Linked DNA regions of Mus musculus: regions 1 and 2 are each linked to region 3. The links are chromatin loops, found by intact Hi-C in ENCODE. Cell type or tissue: gastrocnemius. All regions are shown on one strand.

Evidence for each region. A loop is a pair of places that touch in the nucleus more often than their neighbours do. Peaks named below come from ENCODE experiments on the same cell type or tissue, not always from the same donor. Only the 100,000 strongest peaks of a DNase experiment are listed, where the experiment ranks them.
Region 1: it touches region 3 in a loop (2.5-fold over the local background); 13 of 42 quality-filtered maps call a loop at or near these places.
Region 2: a loop joins it to region 3, with 11 times the contacts of the local background. A loop is called at or near these places in 24 of 42 quality-filtered maps.

Annotation. Positions count from the first base shown.
Region 1 is chr7:141,769,091-141,777,090 of GRCm38, forward strand. No RefSeq gene overlaps it. Among named protein-coding and RNA genes, the nearest start is that of Muc5ac, 16 kb to the right of the region's middle. In gastrocnemius, no CTCF peak of the experiment used is centred here; a DNase peak (open chromatin) is centred at 3,195.
Region 2 is chr7:141,751,547-141,759,546 of GRCm38, forward strand. It overlaps Muc2 (mucin 2), which reads left to right. Exons shown (of 48, transcript NM_023566.4): 41 at 273-377; 42 at 583-623; 43 at 741-863; 44 at 1,131-1,229; 45 at 1,820-1,948; 46 at 2,143-2,182; 47 at 2,512-2,638; 48 at 2,769-3,145. The coding sequence ends at 2,991. Among named protein-coding and RNA genes, the nearest start is that of Muc5ac, 33 kb to the right of the region's middle. In gastrocnemius, a CTCF peak has its summit at 4,438; a DNase peak (open chromatin) is centred at 4,453.
Region 3 is chr7:141,920,391-141,928,390 of GRCm38, forward strand. It overlaps Gm32539 (a long non-coding RNA gene), which reads left to right and starts at 3,913. Exons shown (of 3, transcript XR_378616.3): 1 at 3,913-4,391; 2 at 5,042-5,193. In gastrocnemius, a CTCF peak has its summit at 4,737 (motif pointing left); a DNase peak (open chromatin) is centred at 4,718.

The sequences.
Region 1 (8,000 bases), 150 kb before region 3:
TAGCCTTCATTAAACAGACCTTGACAATTCTCTGCTTGGTCTCGCTTCCCTTTCTCCACTCATTTCTCTTTCAGGCCCTGGTCCTTCTCGACCCACGGAATAACTAAGTCCTGCTGGACGGGACAATCAGTACCACAGGTCTGCATAATCCTGGGATGGGCATCCATTGCAATGGTTACTATTGATGTCAATTTGTCAGGGGTTGAAATCTCCCAGGAGACCTACCTCTGTGAGGGAATTTCTAGATTAGGTCAACTGAGGTGGGAAGACCCACCCTGAACGTAAGCAGCACCACTCCTTGGGGTGGGGTCCTAGACCGAAGAAGGAGAAAGTGGGCTGAGTACCAACATTTATCTCTCCTTTCCTCCTAGCTGCAGACGCAGTGTGACCAACCACCTCACGTTCCGGGTGCTGTGTCTTCTCTGCCATAATGGAGTGTATCCTTAAGCTGTCAGTTCAAATGAAACTTTCCTTAAGTTGCTTTGTCAAACATTTTGCCATAGTAATGAGAAAAGTAACGCGCCTCGGAGACCCTGTCCGGCTTTCTCACGGATGTCTTGTCCTTCCCCTGCTCTCTAGGATGGGCATGGCATTGAGGGCCTTTGTCCAGCCAGACCCCCATGCCCTACACAGCAGAATAACCTGTGGGGCTACCCGGCTATCTTCTGCCCCGTGTCCCAGCTCTTTAGATCTTGTTGCATGTGGCCCATTCACATAGTGTCTCTCACAGCTTGGCTACGTACACCTTACAGCCCTTTGTCTGGCCAGCAGGACGGGCATCAGAATGTAAGTGAGGATTCCGAGCCCAGGCATAATGAGGGAAATGAGTGGCTGAAGGGTCAAGCCGGAGAAACATGGAAAGACAGTTGTCAAGGAGGGCCTAAATCAAGTTGATGAGATGTGTGATTACCCAAGTGCCTTCAGGAGGTCAGGGAAGAGGGGAGGAGAGATGTGAGGTTGGGACAGGGGCATGGACATGACTAGTGATGGGTCTCTGAATACAGGGGAGGCTGGAATGCCTGGTTCTCTAACACCATCATCCTCCCACCATAGGGAAGTGAACCTGAATCTTCTGCTTCATGGTCCACTTTTTTAGTCAAGGCCACCATCCATCGTGCCTTCCAGGCAGAGGCTTTTTACATGGCCTGCTTGAGCCTGTACAGGCACCAAGGACACTAGGATAGAACTCAGATCGGAGGAAGCCTCATGCATCATATATCTTTCTGATAGCATATATATATATATCCTATTCTCCATAGTACTTGAGGGATACGACCCTGACTTTGTGGGCAGTGGTTTATTGGACACTCTCAGGATGTTACCTTTGCAACAAAGTATATGATACACTGTGGACTTCCAGAGATTACAGTGCTGGCCTTGTGCCTTTCTTCTAGCAGGCTGCTGGAGGAATATGACATTGGACCTGCCACTGGCAACAATAATAGGTCTTGGTCTTAGCGAGTGGAGGCTGAGAGTGCCCACCAAGCAAGGCCATTGGTAGCCATGGAAACCTACCTTCTCCAACACTCTCTCCTTTCCTCACGACAGGTGTGTCAAGCTCATGCTAGCTCAGTGTGTGTGTGTGTGCCACGCCCTGACTCTGAAGGAATATCAGAGGACTTTATGAGGCATATCTCAACATCCTTATTGTGTCTGGGGAAACCAAGGTCTAAAGATACCTACTAAATCCTGATAGAGCTGGACCCACTTCTACTGCCCATTGCCTTACTTAGAGCCATCTTAGCCAGGGAGCACAGACAGTTGAAAGTCTAAGAAGAGGCCACTGATCAAGAAGACAATCAAGACCCCTTGAGATTCCCTCCAGCAGATGGTGCCCCTAGGCTCAGCCACTGCCACTTGTGGTGGGCCATCCCTCAGGATATCTGACACAGCTTCAAATGATCCCGACAGATGTGGGGTGCAGGGAGAGAAACCTGAGGCTCCCCCACTAAGGTGGCAGAGGGCCCTGCCAAGTTCTGGCACTGACCTTGATAGATATCTGGGAACACCACTCACCAACTTGTCCCTTTATCTACACTCAGCGTGTCTCCTCTTGGGTGCGGCTGCGTTGTGGTAGATAAGCTGCTTAGCTTGGCGTGCGCCCTTAGGCTTTATCGAGGCCAGGATGTTGTCTCAGGTGGAGTTGGGCAGGCCCAGGGGAGAGGTGTTCCCGGGCTACAGAGAGGCAGCACTGCCTAGCTCCCAACAAGAGGGAGGAGGGCTGGAGAGGCCAGGCCAGGGGCCTTCTGCCCCAGAGACCAAGGTGGATGGGAGCCAAGGTTGGCAGTTTAAGCTCCTGTTTGGTCCTCAGAGGCAGCCTTCCTCATCAAGTATGTGTCCCCTGTGTGTGGAACATGAAGGCCATTGGGGAGGGGGCACTGGGGATCAGTCTCAGACACTAGGATTTGTAGCTGGGTCTGGCTACCTGTGGGACCAAATGCATCCCTGTTTGCTCTGCTCAGGTCCTGAGACTGTACCCACGGTAAGGGAGCTGGAACCAGGGAATCTCAGTCTCTTCTGCAGTCAGAGCTCATCCCAAGACAGTTCTGAGCATCTTACAGTGACCTGTGACCAAAACCAACCTAAATCAAGCATGGAATCAATAAGAGAACCACAGATGTGGGGATCAGGTAGCTCCAGACTGAGTGGCAAGCCAGGCGCTTGGCTTGTAGATGACAGGGATGGATTGCTGAGCATGGGACTGGATGGAGTGGGGGCCTAGACAGCTGGAGGACTCAGGGCAAGGGTCCTGGGGACAGTGAGGGAGGCATGGGGTGTTGAATGGAGAGCTTGGGCAGGGGGGATGCAGTCCACTTCCTCCTCTGTCCCATCCCAGAGATCACTTGCATTCAGTCATGCCCCCACCAGTCTGGCTTGAGCCCACCTTGGCCCAGCCAACCTGGCTTCCTCCTTGAGTCCTAGCATCATCAGGTCCCACCTTATCACATCATGTGTGTTTCTTCTGAGTCTGGGCCAGAGTTATACACCCCATTCCACATGGTGTCCCCCACAAGTCCCACATCCACTTATCTAAATGCTCTATGTCCACAATCCCTTCACAAAGCCCCTGTCCTCTCAGCAGGAAATGCAGCCTCTAGAGGCTATTCTGACCCACCCTTTATCCTCAAGTGGATGAATAACAGTAACCTATAGCTGGTGGGCCCAGGGGGCCCCAAGGTTGGCTCACAGCCAAAGTATTGCCCTAGAGCTGGGGGAAAGGCAAACAGTTCTTTGTGTGGGGCCTCCTATTCTAAGCCTTTGGGGACAAAAGCTGGGGGGGGGGCTGAGGAGCCTCATAGTCTAGCCAACCTGGCCCCACCCAGAGGTTGGGGGAGGGTGCACCTGGGTTGAAGCAGAAGCTGTCTGAGAAGGAGCTTGGGTGTCCCTGAGACTGCCAGATCCCTGATCCAAGGCAGGGAGGACAAGGATTCCAACAGGAAAGTGGTTCTGTGCGATCCTGGCCAGGGCTCTGAGCCTCTCTGGACCTCAGCAACTTTGGGAACTGACAGAAGATAGAGGAAGGATAACTCAGTTTTGTTTTATGGTCAGTACAGGGATTGCCTGGGCTCTGGACAAAGCTCTTCTCTTCTTCTCCGCCTCCTCACCCTCCATCCCTGTCACTATCACGATGAAACCATTGTATGTGACCCTGATTCCTGAGGTTTTAGGGGGTTCCATCCCTAAACCCTCCAGCAATGATTTTCCAGACTTAGGTCCCATCCATCACCATCACGCCTGGTGTGCCATATTCATACTTCTTTATTTACACTGCCCAGGGAATAAAAAGTAATGGAAAATTGGCGCTTCTTACAATGCTCTTGGGCAGATTTCCAGCTGTCATTTCCTCTGCTACGGTGCCCAGAGATTCTCTTGATCCTCCATCAACAGGGGAGAGGCTCAGCGAGCCCACAGTGGTCATACTAGGGAGCCTAAGTCCTTTGGTCCTTTAAATCATAGGTTTTTTTAGTCATCAACCAAATGATGACTTATAGAGCCAGGTGATCCACAGACCTTAGGAAGATCTCCAGAGACTAGGGAGGCCATGTTCATGTAAGCAACACACACACACACACACACACACACACACACACACACACACACCCCTAGCTGTGGTGGGGCTCATTAAAAACGTCTAGAGAAAAACATATTATAAAGTAGAGTAAGGCAGGTGGAGGGCATGGAGGGTTCCCTGTGAACAGGGAGGAAGCATGCAGAGAGAGAGTCCCTTCAGTGCTGAGGAGTGGCTGCCACCAGATGGGCACATCTGCCACTCATAGTCATAGACAGCATAGAGGGGACCCTATGCTAAGGACTGGGGAGTAGAGAGAGGTGGACAGTATCAGAGGGGATCCAAACCAGTGCAAGGAAACAAACGAAGTGTGAGCATTCTCCCTGCATAGCAGTCAATGTCCTCATTGTTGCGATAAAGTAGTTGATGTAAACAACCCAAAGGAGAGGGGCTGATTCTGAGCCAAGTTTTCAGAGGGTACATTCAGTCTACATATGATCACTTGAACTCCATGCATCCTGATGGCAGAAATGTGTTGTAGAGGAAGTTCTTGCTCTCATGACAGAGAGGAAGCAGAGAGCAAATGTATTGCTTTCAAAAGCATAGGATGTGACCTACTTCTACCAGCTAGGCACTATCTAATGTTTCCAGAACTTTCCAAGGTGAGGAGCATGTGTTCAGCACATGGGGAGTTGGGCGTTTTATATTCAAACTATAGCAGCTGACTCCCCCAGAAGGAATCTATCTCTCCAGTTTTCAGGGAAAGAAAGAGAGCGCAAGCTGAATGCCTAAAACTGTGACACCGGCTGGATCCATGTGTTTAACGTATGAGTCTGCGGTATGTGTGTGTGGTGGTTTCTCATGCAAACTGTGGTGCCTCTATTCACAGTCTGCAGGTTCAGGATGGAGGCAGCAGCATGCTAGACAGAGCAGGCTGAGGTGCAAGCACAATGTCGCCAGACCTTGAACTAGGAATCTTGGTAAACCACAGAAAGGAGCTGACCCTGAACAAACCCACAGAATCTGCATTCTGGCTCCTCACATGCAAATTAAAACTTCCCTTTCATCCACTGAAATCCAAAACCGGTCGAGACTCATAGGGGTGAGTCTCCTGGGATTGTATTTTACTGGGGCAACGACCTCAGCAGATGGTCTTGATGTCCCAGACACGGAGCTGAGAAGGTTAGCAGAATGGAACACCAATAAAGAAGCGATATGCAGGGAATAAAATCTTGCTTTCTAGAGCTGAAGTGATGAGGAAAGGGACACCCTAAAAAAATGGAGAACAAGCTAGACAGAGTGGCACATGTCTGTATTTCCAGCACTTGGGAGGATGAGGCATTTCCACATGTTTAAGACCATCCTGGCCTATATTGTGTGACCTTATCTACAATCTACACACTAAGTACCAGGCCAGGCAGGGCCACATAGCAAGATCTTGTCTCAATCCTCTTCCTCAAACACACACACACACACACACACACACACACACACACACACACACACACACAGAGAGAGAGAGAGAGAGAGAGAGAGAGACACAGACACAAACACACATACATACATATACACATATACATACACACATACACACACATATATATACATAAATACATACACACACATATATACACATAAATACTACACACATATACACACTTGCATACATACACACACACATATACATACACACAGACACAAACACACATACACATACATACACATATACATATACACGTATATACATAAATACATACACACATATACACATACATACTACATACACACATATACACACATACATATACACATATACACACATACATACATACACACATACAAACATACATACGTACACACACACACAAACACACACAGATTACTGCCTTAGTCCACCCTACACAAAACATGTTTCACAAAGGACAGCAGAGGCAGTGGAGATAAGACCCTAGCTGGGATTTATCTCAGCTAGGCACCCTTTCCTTCTTCCCTTTAGGCCGGTGAGGTCTCAGTGTAGACCCTGTGGATACACAGACTCTCCCACCCTCTGCCACCACCACACTATCAGCAATGAAGTACCCATCTCCCAGTCTTGGCTTTATCTCACTGGTGACTAAGTGTCCACAGTGTCAGTGGAGGATTTGTGAAGAGTTGTAACAAGGTACCTGTCTCACCCTGAGCAAGAGTCAAACTCAATGTGAGCAATGTGCAGAGACCCCTTGGGAATTCAGACATCTGCAGCCAACGTGAGCCTCTGTCTCCTGGTGATTGAGTGCTAGGGGAAGCCAACTAAAAGACCTGTAAGATCCACAATCTCATAACAGAACCTGTAATACATAAATTTTAATAAAAAATTCAGTACAAGAATCAGGAAGATCTCAAGCTGAAGTCAAAGGTGATCAGTAAAGGTCAACACTGAGACAGCACAGATTGTACATATACTCAGTCAAGGCCTTCAACACAGCCACTGTAAAATGAGCAACACAGAGGCCAGCTTAAAATATACACAGAGGCTCTACAAAGAACACAGAATCTAAGTAGAGATATGAAAAATACCGGAGTAGGGCTGGAGAGATGGCTTAGAGATTAAGAGCACTGGCTGCTCTTCTAGAGGACCCAGGTTGGATTCTCAGCATTCACATGGCACCTCACAACCATCTGTAGTCCCCAGTCCCAGGGAATCTAGTGTTTTCTTCCTGCCTCCCTGGGCATCAGACATACATATTGTCTGTAACCAACATGTAGGAAAAGCATACATAAAAAACGACATCAAGGGGAACCAATTGTAAATTTTAGGACTGAGAGCTACAATAACAGCAAGAAAAAATGTCAAAAGCTTGTGTGTGTGTGTGTGTGTGTGTGTGTGTGTGTGTGTGTGTGTGTATGTGTGTGTGTGTATGTGTGAAACATGCTTCACAGGGTCATCTGTTTCAACTCTTGTCTTCAGGTGAGAAACACTGTTTGGGGGAGATTGTGGAATCTTTAGGAGACGAGGCTTTGCTGAAGGAAGTGAATCACTGAAGGATTGGTCTTGAGGGGTGTAGCCTAGACTTTGTTCTACCTAAGTCTCTTTGATTCCTGGTCCACTGGTGTGAACAACTATTGGCCACAGAGTGGCCCACCACCATAAGTTCCCCACCACGATGGGATGTATCTCTGCAAACCATGAGCCAAAACCAAGCTCTTCATCCCTTAGATTGCTTCTTGCATTTGGTCACAGCAATGAGGAAAGTAGCTACCACCGTGGACTTTAGTAATAGACAGCAGGGGAAAGATCCTGCGATAGGAAACACTGAACTGGAAGGATGAGTCAACAAAGATGACGCAGGCTAGAGATGAGATAGAGCACCAGTGGCTGGCAAGGCACACACAACCCCAGCAATCGGTATTAGAGAGTTCAGTGATGCCTTTGTGGCATGTTAGTTACTCTTCACAGGACCAAGTACCCAACAACAGCAACTTAATATAGGGATTTTCCTGACTCACATTTCAGGGACACAGTCTGTCCTGGTGGGGAAGGTATGGAAGCAAGTTCACAAGGTCAAGTCCACAGGAAAGCAAGATGGATGAATGCTGGTACTCAGCTTTCCCCCTTTTATTCTGGCCATGCGAGGGTGATGTCTACATTTGGGGTGGGTATTTACTCCCCAGTCAACCCAATCCAGGAGCTCCTTACAGACATATTCAGGGTCTAGTCTCCTAGATTCTACTAGATCATGTCAAGTTGACAGTCTATATCAACCATTACATAAGGTTTGGTCTTGGGCATTACCTGAAGGACCCATGTGTTGAAGGCTTCAAGTCTCCAGTACCCACACACTTCTGCTGTGATGCATGGCCTTGTCACAAGTTTCAAGCATGAGCCCAATGACTATAGACTAGAACCTCCAAAACATGAGCCCCGAGCACAAAACCAACCCTATTATTGTCTGTTATCAGCCTAAGATGTCTATCTGAGGTGTTTGTGTTATAGCAACGAAAGCTGAATCAC
Region 2 (8,000 bases), 170 kb before region 3:
GGGAGTCCTTCTCAGACCACTGGGACTCATGTTCCTAGTGAGTCAAACATGCCCACTGAGGCTTAGGCTGTCTGCCACTCCCTCGTTGGTGAGCTCAGGTTCTGCTTACTGGAGAGGTGATGGTAGTGGCTGCTGGATCAGACCAAGAGTCCCTGTTGCAGGGCCTGGTCCTGGTAGGCTCTACAGAGGCCTGGACCCATGCTGTACAATGGGGGAGAGGTTCTCTACCTATGGGATCCATCTTGGTCACCACACTCCTACTCTGCCTTCAGAGTGTGACACCAAACGATGCAAAGCTGAACGCCCCACATGTTTGTTGGGATTCGAAGTGAAGACCGAGATTGTGCCCGGGAAATGCTGTCCAGTTTATTCCTGTGGTAAGTGAGGCCAGCGGGGTAAGGGAAGGTCATGGGCGGGGCAGGCTGTGAACAAGGGTCCAGTGGAGGGAACATGCTCTCTCCTTGGGCTTCCTTGTCATGGCTATGGCTGTGTACCCATCAGCCCTGAGCATCTACTCAGATGTGTATGCCAGGCTGAGGCTCAGGATAACCTCTGATGGCTTTCCCCACTCTTTCTTCCAAGTGCCCAAGGGTGTGTGTGTGCACCAGAATGCTGAATACCAGGTGAGTTCTGAGCTGGGAGGGGACAGGGAGGATGGGTGTCGTTGCCCTTGTCTGAAGATGGAGTAATGCATGCATGATGGTGCGTGCAGCTCCCTTACTTCTGCCTTTTCCCAAAAGCCCGGATCTCCAGTGTATTCCAACAAGTGCCAGGACTGTGTATGTACCAACATCTTGGACAACAGCACCCAGCTCAACGTCATCTCCTGTACCCATGTGCCCTGTAACATCTCCTGCAGCTCTGTAAGTGTGGCTCCTCCTCTTTTCTCCCACTGCCGGCCTCAGTTTACCCTCTTCCCATCTTCTAAAAGACACATGGTTTCATGTTCATTTACATGATTTTTAAGTTTTCTTAAACCTCTCTTGCCAAACTGGGCCTGTATCTACTCCCACCATGGCACTTGTTCATACACAGCCTCCCCCTGGGTGAGGCATTCTACCGATTCCACGGTCTGGTTGGGTGCAGGGACAAGTCTTTGATCTCAGCTTCATCTTCTCCTGTGTTCACAGGGCTTTGAGCTTGTGGACGTCCCTGGGGAATGTTGCAAGAAGTGCCAGCAGACCCATTGCATCATCGAGGGGCCCAAGCAGCAGTACATTATTCTGAAGGTGTGTGCGCTTCTGGCTCCACCCACAAGCTAGGCAGCCACTGAGGGCAAGGCTAGGATGACTTCGGGCTTGAGTCATCCTAAATCCCACATAGCATATTTGGGTGGCTAAAAGCAACATATATGGTTGCTCCACTTCTGGAGCTCTGAAGTGTAAGATCAAGGCTGGCAGATGCTGTGAGGAGTCCTTCCTGCCTCTTCTTTGGGCTCCAGCCAATTTTGGTTTGTGTTTGAATCACCTCTGATGTAGTAGTGTCCTTCTATCTGAGCCTGTGCCTCCTCTTCTGTCTCTTATAAGGATACTCATTCCTGGAGCTAGGACCTCCTTCATGTAGGGTGACCTCATATCCAGATTATTTTCTTGAGCTTTTCAAAGATCATTTCCCCACTCAGAGTCACTTTCTAGTTCACAAGTCAGACCTAGGTTAGAGATTTCTGTGTTATGTAACCACAGTAGCTATCTCCAAGACTGTAACGGATGCCACTTGCCCAGTGACTCTGGACCTCCTTTCTGTGGCGCTTTGCCTCCCAGGTCTTCCTGGGCTGGCCTCTGGCGTACACCTGCTCATCCTCATTCTGTTGCGTCCACAGCCTGGGGAGATTCACAAAAACCCCAGCAACAAGTGCACCTTCTTCAGCTGCATGAAAATCAACAACCAGCTCATCTCCTCGGTCTCCAACATCACCTGTCCCGACTTCAACCCAAGTGATTGTGTTTCAGTGAGTGGGACCCTATGGCCCTGTCCATGTATGCGTTGCCAGGAGCAGGGAACCTTAATGCACCAGCTACCTGGTTTCCAGGGGGCTTGTTCCACACCCTCCTGTAGGACAGCCCTTATGCATCCCATGACAAGAAGGGGCACTCACTTGCTGGGGGTGCTCTGGACTCCTTTCTTACTCTCCTTTCTCTTCAGGGCTCCATCACATACATGCCTAATGGCTGCTGTAAGACATGTGAGTACGGCTGGGGAAATGTTGGGTGATGGGTGAGTTTTACTCAGAGCCTTGAGGGGAAGATGCAGGACAGGATGCTTCAGGACTGTGTCTCCTACACTCATGCAGATGTATAGGAATCTGAGTCTCCTTCCAGGGAGAGGCTGGGTGGAGCCCAGCTGCATGTTGGGACTCAGTTCCTCAAAGGAAAGTGGGACTCAGTTAAGGGCTAGAGACATGCTCGGAGAAGGAAGAAGAAATGGCACCAGAGAAGGAGAGGGAGGGGAAGTGGGGAGAGAGAGGGAAGGGGCAAGGGGAGCTAGCTAGCTAGAGTCATTTTTCCCCCACAGGCATCCCTCAAAACCAGACCAGAGTCCCTTGCTCTGCTGTCTCCGTCATGAAGGAGATTTCCTACAATGGCTGCACCAAGAACATCTCCATGAACTACTGTTTTGGGTCCTGTGGGACTTTTGCCATGTGAGTGCCAGGCTACAAGTATGAGATGGTGGGGGGCAGGTGGAGGAGCTCAAGGACAGGCCTCAAGGAGGGAGGACTCTGATGCTGTTCACAGGGAGGCTGGCACTCATTTTGCCCTTCTTGTCCCCAGGTACTCTGCCCAGGTCCAGGGTCTGGATCACAGGTGCTCTTGCTGCAAGGAGGAGAAGACCAGTGTCCGAAGTGTTACCCTGGAATGCCCAGATGGCAGTGAGCTGAGCCATACCTACACACACATCGAGAGCTGTCTGTGCCAGGACACTGTCTGTGGGCTCCCACAGGCCCAGCAAGTCCGCACCAGGCGTTCTAGCCCCCGTTTTCTAGGAAGGAAGTGAATGGGTTGTACCGTGCACATTCCTTCGCATCTTAAACTATTCTGCTGACTCTCTGACCTTCTCCACTCCTGGCTTGGCTTCTTCTCTGCACATATTTATTTTCGGAGTTTCTGTTCCATTCTTTGCTTTCCGATAATAAACTCAGGCATAGCCACTCTGGTGTTGTGATTTAAGTTGGTTCTTCAAGAATCTTAGCTGGCCACTATGTGGATAGCTTCTGGGAATTGGGTGGGACCAGATAGTTTGGAAAGGGTCCTTAGGGACCCCGGGGGTCCAGTCACTGTTTTTTGCACACCAGCCACTATGTGACTCTGCCATCTGTATTACTTTCCCTTGGGCTCCTGGCTCTGTCTGTTCAGAGCACTGGCTGAGTGAAGGCCCCTCCCCACCATGAGTGACAAAGCCTTCAGGCTCCTTCCCAGGGTTTTCTGCTATGGGTGAAAACTTTGTCCACATGCTATGGGGACAGTACATACGTACAGGTTTGAGTACACAGATGTGCACGCACACATGTGGATTTCCATGTGTCTGTGCCTATGGAGAATAAGCGTGTCACTGAGGAGGTCTCAGGCCCACAGACTAGTGGCAGAGCATTGACCTCTGCTGCGAACGGAAAGAAAAGCAGCCACCACCGTGGACTGTATCGTTTACTTCTGATCACAGTGACACAGATCCCTCACAACAAGTGAGGCAAGGAGGATGTATTTGGCTCAGAGTTCTGAGGGATCAGCCCATGATTGCTTAACCCAATGCATTTGTGCAGAACACCAAAGCAGTAGGAACATGTGGCAGAGACAAGCTGCTCACAGCTTGGTTGGCCGGGAATCTGACTGAGCGTGGCTACAAAAGGCCAGGGATAATATCCTTCAAGGACTTAGCCCTTCTTCATCATATTTAGCAAGGTCTCACCACCTCACAAGTTTCTTTAACCTCCCCAAATAACACCCTTTCAATATGTGAACCTCTTTTTTTGTGTGTGTGTGGGATACTCCATACACTAACCATTACACGGCTCCTCAAAGACTGGCGGGCAGAGCTGTCAAATCACATGGACCTACCATCATGAGCTTATGTGGTCCTTTGGGAAAATGTCAACTTCTGGAGGGTGCTGTGTATGAAGCCCCCTCTCCTACTCAGAGACCCTATAGTCACAAGTAGGGTTTATTTACAGAAAAATTTCTGACGTGTATTAGTCAATGACAAAGGCTGCCAAGTGTCAGAGACTGACAAGAGCATGAGGCCCATCTTCCTCATGTTTCCTGCTTGCTGCAGCTTGGATGGCATCAGAATATGCGCCTCAGCAGCCCAGAAGCTGGGATGACAGGGGATCTCTCATCTCCAAGGTCTCTTCTGTTGTGGCTAAAGCCAGCTCGGGAGTTTCCCAGAATCTATACTTCAAGTGGTCCAGCTCAGCAGACTTTGGATGCTGGGATTGTAATACTACCATTGAGCAGATGGGGGAGCCAGAGACACTTGGTGGCTGTCCAGTAAGTCCAGTGATGGATGTAAGGAGAAAACACAGTTGGTGTGTGTGTGTGTGTGTGTGTGTGTGTGTGTGTGTGTGTACAGAGTCCAGAATAGAGTTTTGAATTTCCTGGAGCTGGAGTGTCAGGTAGTTGTATATACATATATGGATCTGCATTTGTGTTGTGTGCATGTGTGTGCACACGTGTGGGTGCACGTGGAGGGCAGAGGTGAGTGACCCTTGGGTGTCATTCTTTAGGTGCTGTTCACCTTGTTTTGAGGTAGAGTCTTTTCACTGAACGTGAGGTGTACTGATCAGGCTGGCTTAGCTGGCCAGTGAGTTTCAGGGATCTCCAGTCTGTCTCCTCAGTTTTTCTCATGCGTCCCCTGAACAGGGGATCAAACACAAGCCCTCATGCTTGAGCTACAGATACTCGGCTGACTGAGCCATCTCTCCAGGGTTGGTGGTGCCTACTAGTTTCTACAAATGTAAAACAATAAAAGTCCAGTAAGATGGTTCAGGGGATAAAGATAACTTGGGTTCAGTCCAGGGGACTCACATAGTGGGAGGAGAGAACTGACTTCTAGGAGTTGTTCTGTGACCTCGCCACATGTCACGGCACACACGCACCCTATACACACATAAGCAAACAAACAGACAAATGTGAGAAAACTTTGAGAAGCACTAGCTTCAGGATCATGCCTGGGTGGGTTGAGAGGGGCAGCTCTGACGGTCATGTCTTTTTCCTTCATGGAAGAACATTTGAAAGCAAAACTGGCTACGTGCTAACCTGAGGGGTGGTGAGGTTTAAAGTCACTCACCATAAAAACAGCTAGGGACCCAGGCGGTGGTGGCACACACCTTTAATCCTAGTACTCAGAGGCAGAGGCCAGCCTGGTCTAGAGAGTGAATTCTAGGACAGCCAGGGTTATAACCAAGAAACCTCATCTCAAAAAACCAAACTAAACCAAGAAAACCTTCTGGAGAGCCAGTGAGAGTATACTGGGCCAGAAGCAGGGGCTCCTGAGACCACATGGTCTTTCTTCTCTGCTTGACAGAGTCTTGTCACTGGTCTTTCTGCCCCTGTGACCAGCTCCTCCATGGCTTGAGCTGTGTAGACTAATCTAAAATCAATAGCCAGAAACTGAAGCTGAGTAAGAGCTGCGTAGAGGGAATGGGCCCTGCAAACTTCACGGTGCTGGCAGACCCAGCATTTGCAGAAGGAACGATGTCCAGTCAGACCTAGTCTGTGCAGGCTTCTGTCAGCCACAGCAGCAGCCTACCCTCTTTCAGAGCCCATGGGAGGGCCCAGGTTTTCCCTGTGACTTCAGACCCTTCCTCTACTTTGGCTCCTGTCCTCTTTGGGCTGAACTGTATGTGCCGTGGGAAGGCATTGAAGCTTTAAAACTTCGACAGCCTGAGGGACTGTTTGGGAAGAGGCTTTGTTTCTTTGGCATTTATTTATTTTTAAAATTTTATATGTATGAATGTTTGGCTTGTGTGTCAGTATGTGCACTTTTCACGTGGCCACTGCTCTCAGAAATCAGAGGAGGACATTAGGATCCCCTGGAACTGGAGTTACATGGTTGTGAGCCACCATGTGTGTGATAGGAACAGAACCCTTGATCCTCTGCTAACCACTTTTCCTTCCCTTGAAGATGTGGTCTTTAAAGAGATCATTAAACCACAACGACATCACTTTAATGGGGCCTAATCTAATGGGTTATGGATTAAAAGGAGTTCAGGACACAGACACACAGTATGACCATACAAGGACAGGGAACTCAGGTGGGTGGAATATGACCCTCAAGAAGCCATGGGAATGCCTAGTCAATGCCATAAGCATTCCTATAGGAAAACTGGACTCTCCAGGGGCTAGAAGAGACAATAGGAGCAGTCTTTAGTGTGTGTGTGTGTGTGTGTGTGTGTGTGTGTGTGTGTGTGTGTGTGTGTGAATGTATTCAGATCTTATGCTGAGGGCACAATACTCAAAACCTGACAGCAACAATGTCTCAATGGGGTTGTCACAGATACAAGACTGGATGGATGGATCCATGAAACCTTGGCACTGGGCTAGAAGATGGCAGGCAACCCTGCCTCAGTGAACCCTGTTCTCACCCCAGAGGTCTGATGCTTCTTGAAACTCTGGATGTGTGGTGGAAGCCTGTGGTGTTATTCCACTGTTTATAGCTTCAAATTGGTTCAGGTAGCTCAGGGTGCTGTCCACTCACCTAGAAGATGGGACCAGGACCCACCTCATGAATCTGGGGGTCACTTGAGTATTCCAGGCCTAAAGCCAGGTCTGATCCTGTCATGATCCTGGCGTATAGGCACTTTCCACACAGCCTCTTTCTCTCCACAGGCTTATCTAACAAGGCCCCAGCAAGATGGCTCCCATTGCTCATTGTTGAAAGGTGCCCTTTTGGTGGCAAGCCTGGCGGCATCCTCTCATCTCAGGGGCTGTCACCAGGACGCAAAATGTTCCTTATCAGGACTTGGTGGTTTTCTGGGTCAGTGAGTCACCTAATTGTCTTCACATTTCCTGTGCAGATGAGGGTGACTTTTACTAACCCAGGGACACAGGTTGTGGCTTGGCTGGCATTCTGCACCTGTCATCTTTGCTCTCCAACTTTAGGGGTCTTCAGAGGGGCACATGGTTCCAAGGTCATCTGACCCCTTGATCCGGTGCCCTATGGTTAGATCCCCTGCTAAGACAGTTGTAACCAGATCTCTTCCATTGCTGTAGCTTCAGCCTCTGGGTAGATGATAGAGATAACCCTTGTCTGTTTTGGTCAGCACAGTGCCTCTGACAACTGCTCCTTCCCACGAGCAGGGGCACACATGGACACTGGGAAACAAAGCCACAGGATGAGTCAATGTCCAGTCCTACTGGAGGGGACCTGAGACCAGTTTAGGCCAGGTTATCAGAGGGAAGATAGAGCCTTCCTTTTGGCCTGTCTGGTTGGTCATGGTGACCTGCCTGCCTTGTCCTGGGCACTGCTGGATACACTGACCCTATACTGGCCACTTTACTTATGTGTAGTGGCTTCAGCTTGGGTGGGGCTTCCATTTCATAGAAAGCCCTAGGGGAATCTGAATCTTGGCCTCGTCAGTGGGCCTATGCTGCTCAGACTCCCCACTCATTCAGGACAGAGGGCCCTAGTGCAAGTTGGATTTAAAGTCTGCTTGAAAGGGCTACACTGTGGCTCTCTTTCATGTTGTGACTTTGAACTCCTTCCTTGATGAGGCCAGGTCATGAGTGGCAGGCAGAGGACGTGCTGTACTGGACAAAAGCATTCCCAGAGGCTTCTGCCCATGAGACCAGAGCCCAAGTAGAACCCAGACCTAAGTTACAACCGAATTCAGCTAAACTGTAGGACTTCAGAGCTCTGGCCAGTTGGTATGTGTGTGTGTGCATGTGTGTGTGTGTGTGTGTGTGTGTGTGTGTGTGTGTGTGTGTGTGTGGTGTAGGATAGTGGGCCATGCTCCAGGCCACAGAAGTTTATCTAAGAACAGAGAGGGCTTCATGTCCCCACTGCTGTGG
Region 3 (8,000 bases):
AACCCACCCAGTCCTGCTTCCCTGTCCTGGGATTCCCCTACACTGGGGCATTGAACCTTCACAGGACTAAGGGCCTCTCCTCCCACTGATGCCCAACAAGGCCTTCCTTTGCTACATATGCGGCTGGAGATATGGCTCCCTCCATGTGTACTCTTTGGTTGGTGGTTTAGTCCCCGGAGCTCTGGGGGTACCGGTTGGTTCATATTGTTGGTTCATATGGGGTTGCAAACCCCTTCAGCTCCTTGGGTCCTTTCTCTAGCTCCTCCATTGGGGACACTGTGCTCAGGTCAATGGTTGTACCTACCCCTGTATTTGTCAGGTACTGGTGGAGCCTCTCAGGAGACAGCTATATCAGGCTCCTGTCAGCAAGCACTTGTTGGCATCCACAATAGTGTCTGGGTTTGGTAACTATATATGGGATGGATTCCCAGATGCGGCAGTCTCTGGATGGCCTTTCCTTTAGTCTCTGCTCCACACTTTGTCTGTGTATCTCCTCCCATGAATATTGTGTTCCCCCTTCTAAGAAGGACCAAAGTATCCACACTTTGATCTTCCTTCCTCTTGAGCTTCATGTAGTCTGTGAAATTATGTCTTGGGTATTCAGAGCTTCTGGGCTAATATCCACTTATCTGTGAGTGCATATCATGTGTGTTCTTTTGTGATTGGGTTACCTCACTCAGGATGATATTTTCTAGTTCCATTCATTTGCCTAAGAATTTCATGAATTCATTGTTTTTAATAGCTGAGTAGTACTCCATTGTGTAAATGTACCACATTTTCTGTATCCATTCCTCTGTTAAAGGACATCTGGGTTCTTTCCAGTTTCTGGCTATTATAAATAAGGCTGCTGTGAACATAATGGAACATGTGTCCTTGTTATATGTTGGAACATCTTCTGGGTATATGCCCAGAGGTGGTATAGTTGGGTCCTCAGGTAGTACTTAGTCATCAGGGAAATGCAAATTAAAACACCCCAGAGATTCTTCCTCACACCAGTCAGAATAGCTAAGATCAAAAACTCAGGTAACAGCAGATTCCGGCAAGGATGTGGAGAAAAAGGAACATTCCGACATTGCTGGTGGGATTGCAAGCTGGTACAACCACTCTGGAAATCAGTTTAGTGGTTCCCTTCATCCTTAAAGGGCTTTTCTGGATCTATTCTAATGTGAGAAACATGTTGGCAGCAGGTGACTTTGTAATTCACATCATATGGAAATGACATGGTAACCAAACAAATAACAGCCTGTGGTCATCTCCTGAGTGGTGCTGATCCTGGCCAGTTCCTGGTGGCTCAGCTCTGATGCAGCTTTGCAGGTATATCAGCTTCCAGCCGTCTTGCAACCTAAACCGTTTTCCCTTTGCCTGTCTAGCTTGCCTTGTTTTTGTACTGATTTTTGCCTGTGGCCTGAGGTGCCTTTCCCTTTCTAGTGACCATTAAACTCTTCTTGTTCCTTTATTTCTCTGCTTTTAAGTCTTTCTCCACTACCTTCTGCCTGGAAATCTCTTGCTCATTCAGCAAGACCCAGTCTTAGGAGTTGTCAGGACATCTCAGGGGGACAAAAAGCACTTGTTGCCAAGACCATGGCACACACATTCCCAAATATATATATATATATATATATATATATATATACTAAAAATAAAGAAATAGATGGATGGATGGACAGACAGATAAAACTCATCATGGATAAAGGCAGTCTCCACAGTCCTAGGCACCAGCACTAATATTAGTCATCTTGGAATCTGGCAGAAATATCCCTTCTCACAGATGAGTAGATTCTTACATACAGGGCTGAGAGGCTGCACAGATAGCTAACATCCATGCACAGATAGCTTAGGGAAGCTTAGCTGCTTCTCACTCCTCACAAGAGCCTCACACCCCGCATAACAAAACAATAACAAAACCCAAAACCTTGTGTTTCTTCTCCCTTCGTGTGTGTGTGTGTGTGTGTGTGTGTGTGTGTGTGTGTGTGTGTGTGTATGTATGTGTGTGCTTATTCATAAGTCTGGGTGTGATCACATACATGCTATAACAGGAGAGCAGGAATCACACGACAACCTCATATGTCTGTCCTTGACATCGTTTGGACAATGCCTTGAGACATTGTCTCTGTCATTTCTCTGCTACATACTTCCAGCTAGCTCTGTAAGCTTCTGACCCTTCCTGTCTCTGCCACCCATCACACATTAGGAGTGCCAGGATTGTAGGAGTGAGTTTCTGTGCTCAGCTTTGTATGGGTTCTGGGTATTTGAACACAGGTCTGCATGCTTGTGTGCAAGTGCTTTGTCCACAGAGACACCTCCACAGTCTTTTCAGACAAAGCCTCTCGCTGGTCTGAAACTTGCCAAATGGCCGAGACTGGCCAGTCAGCAAGCCTTGGGGATCCTCCTGTTTCTGCCTTCCCAGCTCTGAGATTACAAATTTACAGCATCATGTTTAGTTTTTCTATTTTTAAATGTGTATGAGTGTTTGCCCACTTGATTTGTATAAACCATGTGAAACAGTATCCACAGAAGTCAGAAAAGAGAGTAAAATCCCCTGGGACTGGAATTGCAGACAGTTATGAGCTGCCATGTGGGTGCTGGGAACTGAAATCAAGCCGCCTGGAAGAGCAGCCAGTGCTCCTGCCCACTGAGCCATCTCTCCAGCCCCAGTGCTCAGCGTTTTACATGGGTGCTGGGGACTGACCCCAATCTTTGAGTTTGTTTACAGGGAAACACTATTTACTGAACAGCACAGACAAAGGACTCAGAATTCAACTAACTTCCTTGTAAACTGGTCAGGCACATACATCATGGGAACTAGAACATTTTATCCTGGAAAGAGGTGGGAGGCTCCCAAGACTCAGGAGCTTCAGGAGGCTGACAATGCAGATAAAACTCTGCAATTCACTGCTACATCTACTCCAGTAGTGACAAGCTCGACAGGCCCCGAAAACCTGGGCGCTGTCCTGAGGCGAAAAGTTCATGGACACTTAGTCTCCTGGAATCGTGGCATCCTGTATAAAGAATGCTCCAATGTCCTTGCTTTAGTTGGTAAACAGATCTGTGTGCTTTCCTTTAATATTGCTTTATTACAAGTGCTCTTAAGGATTGATATTTTGACATATAGCTAAGTTAGATTTTAGGCAGTCCTTGATCGACCCTGGGCATGGATAGCTAAGTCACTGCCCTACACAGGAATTTACCATTATCTAGGAAGAAGGAAGTTTGTGATCTAAGAAGGAACCAGAGTAGATACTTAGAAGTATAGATAGCTGAGTTACACCCATACACAAGTATTTACAATGGCCTAGGGGGAAGGTGGACTATACAATAGACTAGAATAAGAACTATGGCAAGGGCATGAAGCCCTTGACCCTGGCTTCTAAGATTAAGTGGACCTTAGGTGGAGCTGTTTTTGATCCCAGTTGTTAACATTGAATTTTATCCCAGTTGGTTCCTGCCAGTACTTTTGTGTTTACATTCCTCTGTTTTGTGTAAGAATCCAGTAACCTCTTTGTACCTTGCCAAAGTTGTGTCACCCAACTTCCCTATTTTCTTCTGTATAAAAAGCTTGATGCTTGATTTGACAAATTGCATTCAGATTCTGCACAATCTCTTGCGTCGCTTCTGTTTGTCATTCGCTGACTCCTTGTCCACCTGCAACCAGAGACCCGTTCCACACAGATAGGAGACCCAAAAGGGGGATAGTCTGTGGCAATTCATAGGGCCATTGTTGTGCTCACCTCGTCCAGCAAGAAAAACACAACACGGTCGGATTCTTCTCAACAGCCTTCTTTATTTCAGGAACACCTCGATGCTACGGGAACCCGGGAAAGCCAGGGAGGACTGCTTATATACACCCCAGCACTGGGGAGAGCTATGTGTCCTCCTGGGATTGGTCAGTCTGCCAGCAGATTGATTTGTATGCACCCGCTTGGGAGGGGTTGGCGCCAGATTCGGGCTAGCGCCTGCGCAGTGCCATTGTTTACGACGGTGTACCGGAAGCCGGCGCCATCTTTTAGGTGCCCAGCTGCCTACAGCTCATAACTCTACCAAGACTGTATAAGATCGCAAGCAGTAAGTGTTGGGGAGGAGAGATGCCTTTGTGAAGCTACCTGCAACCTGTGTTCTATCAAAGAAGCTTTAAGTCCTTGGTTCACCAAGCTAGACTTGGGTGGAAAGGATGTCTTCGATCTGCCCTTGATACCTTACCTAGAGTGAACAAACATTTTGTTCACGTCTCCCCCAGAAAACGTCACAACAGAGGCAGGAGGACAACCTCACAGAAGTAGATGCACCTGGCTGTGATTCATGGTTTTAGAGTGGACTTCAGAACCCCTTGAAAAGATAATATAGCTGAAAGAGTGACTGTTTCAGTCAGCTGATTATGGAGAAAAGATGTCCAGGTGGGAACACTGTGTTCTATGACCCTGGCTCTGTGGGAGAGGACATTAAGAACAGAATGGAGAGAGGGGCTCCCAGTTCTCAAGTTCTTCCAGCCACCTCCTAGGACCATTTGAATTTGATGCACCTCAGAGTGTTTGCTTCTGCAGGCTGTCATAGTGTTGAGCCTGCCTCTTGTAAGGCTCCATCCTCCCATCCTACACCCACAATTGTTCCCTAGCCTCCTCTGAACAATGTTTCCAAATAAGAGGGAAGAAAGGCCACTGATCAGAAATCAGAAATCACCGGTCCTGCCTGCAGAAACCAAGTCAGGGGACCTCTAGCGCCACCTGGCGGTCGAGGTGCAAGAGTCTCCACCCCCCTCCGCACCCCCAGAGGGGTGAAGGAGGGAGGGGATTCGAAGGCCAGGCTACAGTAGCCAGGATGGCCATGAGGTTTTCCAGCTCTTGAGCTTCCCAGCCAGCTTACCATCACCTTTTCGACTTTTCTGTCTCTGTATCTATCTTTGTCACCAGGTCTCTCAGTTTCACCTCCTCCCTCCTTTTAAAATGCTTTCTATTGATCTTCTGTTTCTTTCCCCTGCCCTGGCTTTACTCCTACAGCAAGAAGGAGCACTGCCCTTCACTGGCACCCTGACCCCCTTCTTTTTTAGGATCTGGAGGTGGTTTATGTGGCCAGAGTATCCCCAGAGCTGAGATTCCTCCAGTGACTGACGGCTTCGTGGTCCACTGGGCTCCTGGAGCATCAGACAACAATGGACAGCCTTTAAATTGGTGGCCGTTTGCCGCTGCTCAGGCGCTAACAGTAAGTGTCCCTTTTCTGAGTCTCTGGGCAATAGTGGACAGAGACATAGCTGTCCCTGAGAGGACAAAACTGACCACCTGAGTCCAGCACCCTGTTTCCATCAGCATCTGTACCACATCCCTCAACTCTATTTCCAGAGCATTATCAAGGGTCCACAAGGACTTGGCATTTCAGGAGATAAGCCAGAGAAACATGGAGGACAAAGCCAGAGCAGAGAGGAGAGCCAGGCCATGTGGGAGTGAGCAATAGGGTGTGCACATATGTGTGGCTGAGGTAGGTGAGGGGTCTACCACATGCCTGTGTAGCCGTGGCACATGATTTGTCCTCATATACTGTGGAGGTATTGTACACAAAGGGACTTTGTATGTATGTATACATGTGTGTAGTTCATGTACATGTATGAGCATAGATATCTGCACAAAGGTACATGATGTGGTTATAGACAAATGTAGTGGAGTGTGGGTATATAGTTGTGCATATGAATTGTGATGTGTGTGTGGTTATGTAGCACACATACATATCTGTTTTGTGTGCACATACATGAATGTGTAGTACATAGTGGGCATACAGACATGCAGGTCTCAGAGTGTAGTTGGCATGTGTGCATTGTGTGTGTAGGTGTAAGTGCACACATACGTATGTGGGGCCTTTCTGATCCAGTGTATGGGACTCTTCTTGTTTCTGGGGGAACCTTGGCTAATGACACCCACCTACCAAGAGAGTGGTAGGCACTGCACCCAGGTGCTAAGATGACCCACAAAACAATAACACACCAGTGTGTGTGTGTGTGTGTGTGTGTGTGTGTGTTGGCATCACACCATGACTGTCCCAAATGCTGTAGAGTAATCATCCCTTGGAGGAATGGTTGCCCCAACTGGGTGGACCACAGGGGATCACTTCTGATGTTGATAGAAATACTTTCTGGTGCATGATAAGATATGAAGGGAAGCTACCAGAAAATAGATACAGGATTAAAACATGCAACCCACCCCTGAGATGAGAAGTGGAACAAAGAGAGTTCAGTTGACATGGCGATGACTAGTGTCTTAGTGATCTTTTTATTCTCGTATAACACACCATGACCAAGGCAACTTATAAAAGGAAGCATGCAATTTGGCTTACTGTTTCATAGGGTTACAGTCCATAATGGTGGAGCAAAGAAACAGCTAAGAGCTCACATCTTGATCCATAACCATGAGGCAGCGAGAGAGGACTGAGTCCTTTTGAAAATTCAAAGCCTGCCCCCAGGGACATATCTCCTCCAATACACCCACACTTCCTAAGCCTTCCCAAACTGTTCTACCAACTGGAGATCAAGAATCTAAATTCTACTTTAAAGCACCACAGCTGGAGAAGGATGTAAGGGCCTGCTCAGTAGGTGGCAGAGTAGATGGGAACACTGAGAATCACAGTAGTGTCCAGGCCTCAATCTCTACTGAGACTTTCAGCTTTGAGAGTGTTGGGAAAGAGACCAAAGCCAGCATGCCATTTATAGGAGACACAATAGAAAATGAACAACAAAAAAGGGGAGAAAACAGAGGTTAGGCAGCCAGCCAAGAAGACAAAGAGAAAACAACTGTGCTTATAAATACATATAATAGATGCTCATTTAAATGGTTAAGTGTGGCACTGGCAAGATAAGGTTTAGCGGTTAAGAACACTGTTTGCTCTTCTAGAGAACCTGGGTTCAGTTTCCAGCACCTAGATCAACTATAATTCCAGTTCCAGGGGATCTGATGTCCTCTTGTAACCTCTGTGGGCAACAGACATGCTTACATACATTCAGGCAAACCATCCAAACATATTAAATAAATTATATACATTTTAAACGTCAGGTGGGCTGGCTCTGAGCCACAGATAGCTCATCAGGTGAAGGGGCTGGCAAACCTGACAACCTGAGTTTGACGAGAACCCATGTGGTGGAAGGAGAGAATTGACCCTTGAAGATCATTGTTTGACCTCAGCAGATGAGCCATGACATAGGCATGTGTGTGTGTGTGTGTGTGTGTGTGTGTGTACATACACAGAGGCACAGAGACACACACAGAGAGACACACAGGCACACACAAAATGTAATAACATTTTTTTCTAAAATATTAGGCCAGATGTGGTAGTGTATACCAGTAACCCTGGCCAAAGGAGCAGAATTATGAATTCAAACCCATCCTAGGCTATATTGTGAGCCCCTGTCTCAACAAAACAAAACAATATGTACACCCCCTCCCACAAACCATAAATAAATCAAAAAGTGAAAACTCAGCACGTGTCGAGAAAGGAAAGGAAAGGACGGTGTTATAGACATTTAGCTACTTATGCCATTAAACTTCCAACTATTGAAATGGATAATTTGTAGGTCAGAACATTTGGGGTCAGAACAAACTCATTCACTAAACTCATTCCCAAATGTCCTGTGATAGCATCCTAGGACCCAGGCCAACTAGAGTAGGGACAGGGAGTAGATAAACATGGGCCCCTGCCCGTGAGCCTCCAACTTTGTAACAGGACCTGGAGAGGCAGACAGCCAGGCTGAAGGTGACTGGGAGAGTGGAGGTAGTGACTTTTGCCTGATACTGATACAGTGAGGACCTGACGGCGGGCTCAGTGAATAGTCAAGTTGTATATTCCGTCCAAATGTGAACATAAGCTGTGTCCCTACAGCTGCAGACAGCTCCCTCGGTCCTGGCTCCTGCACAGTCACAGACTAGACTGGCTCCTGCACAGTCACAGACTAGACAGAGAACCACTCATATAGACACACACAGACATGTACACAGACAATCCACATGTCACACACACCCAGACATACA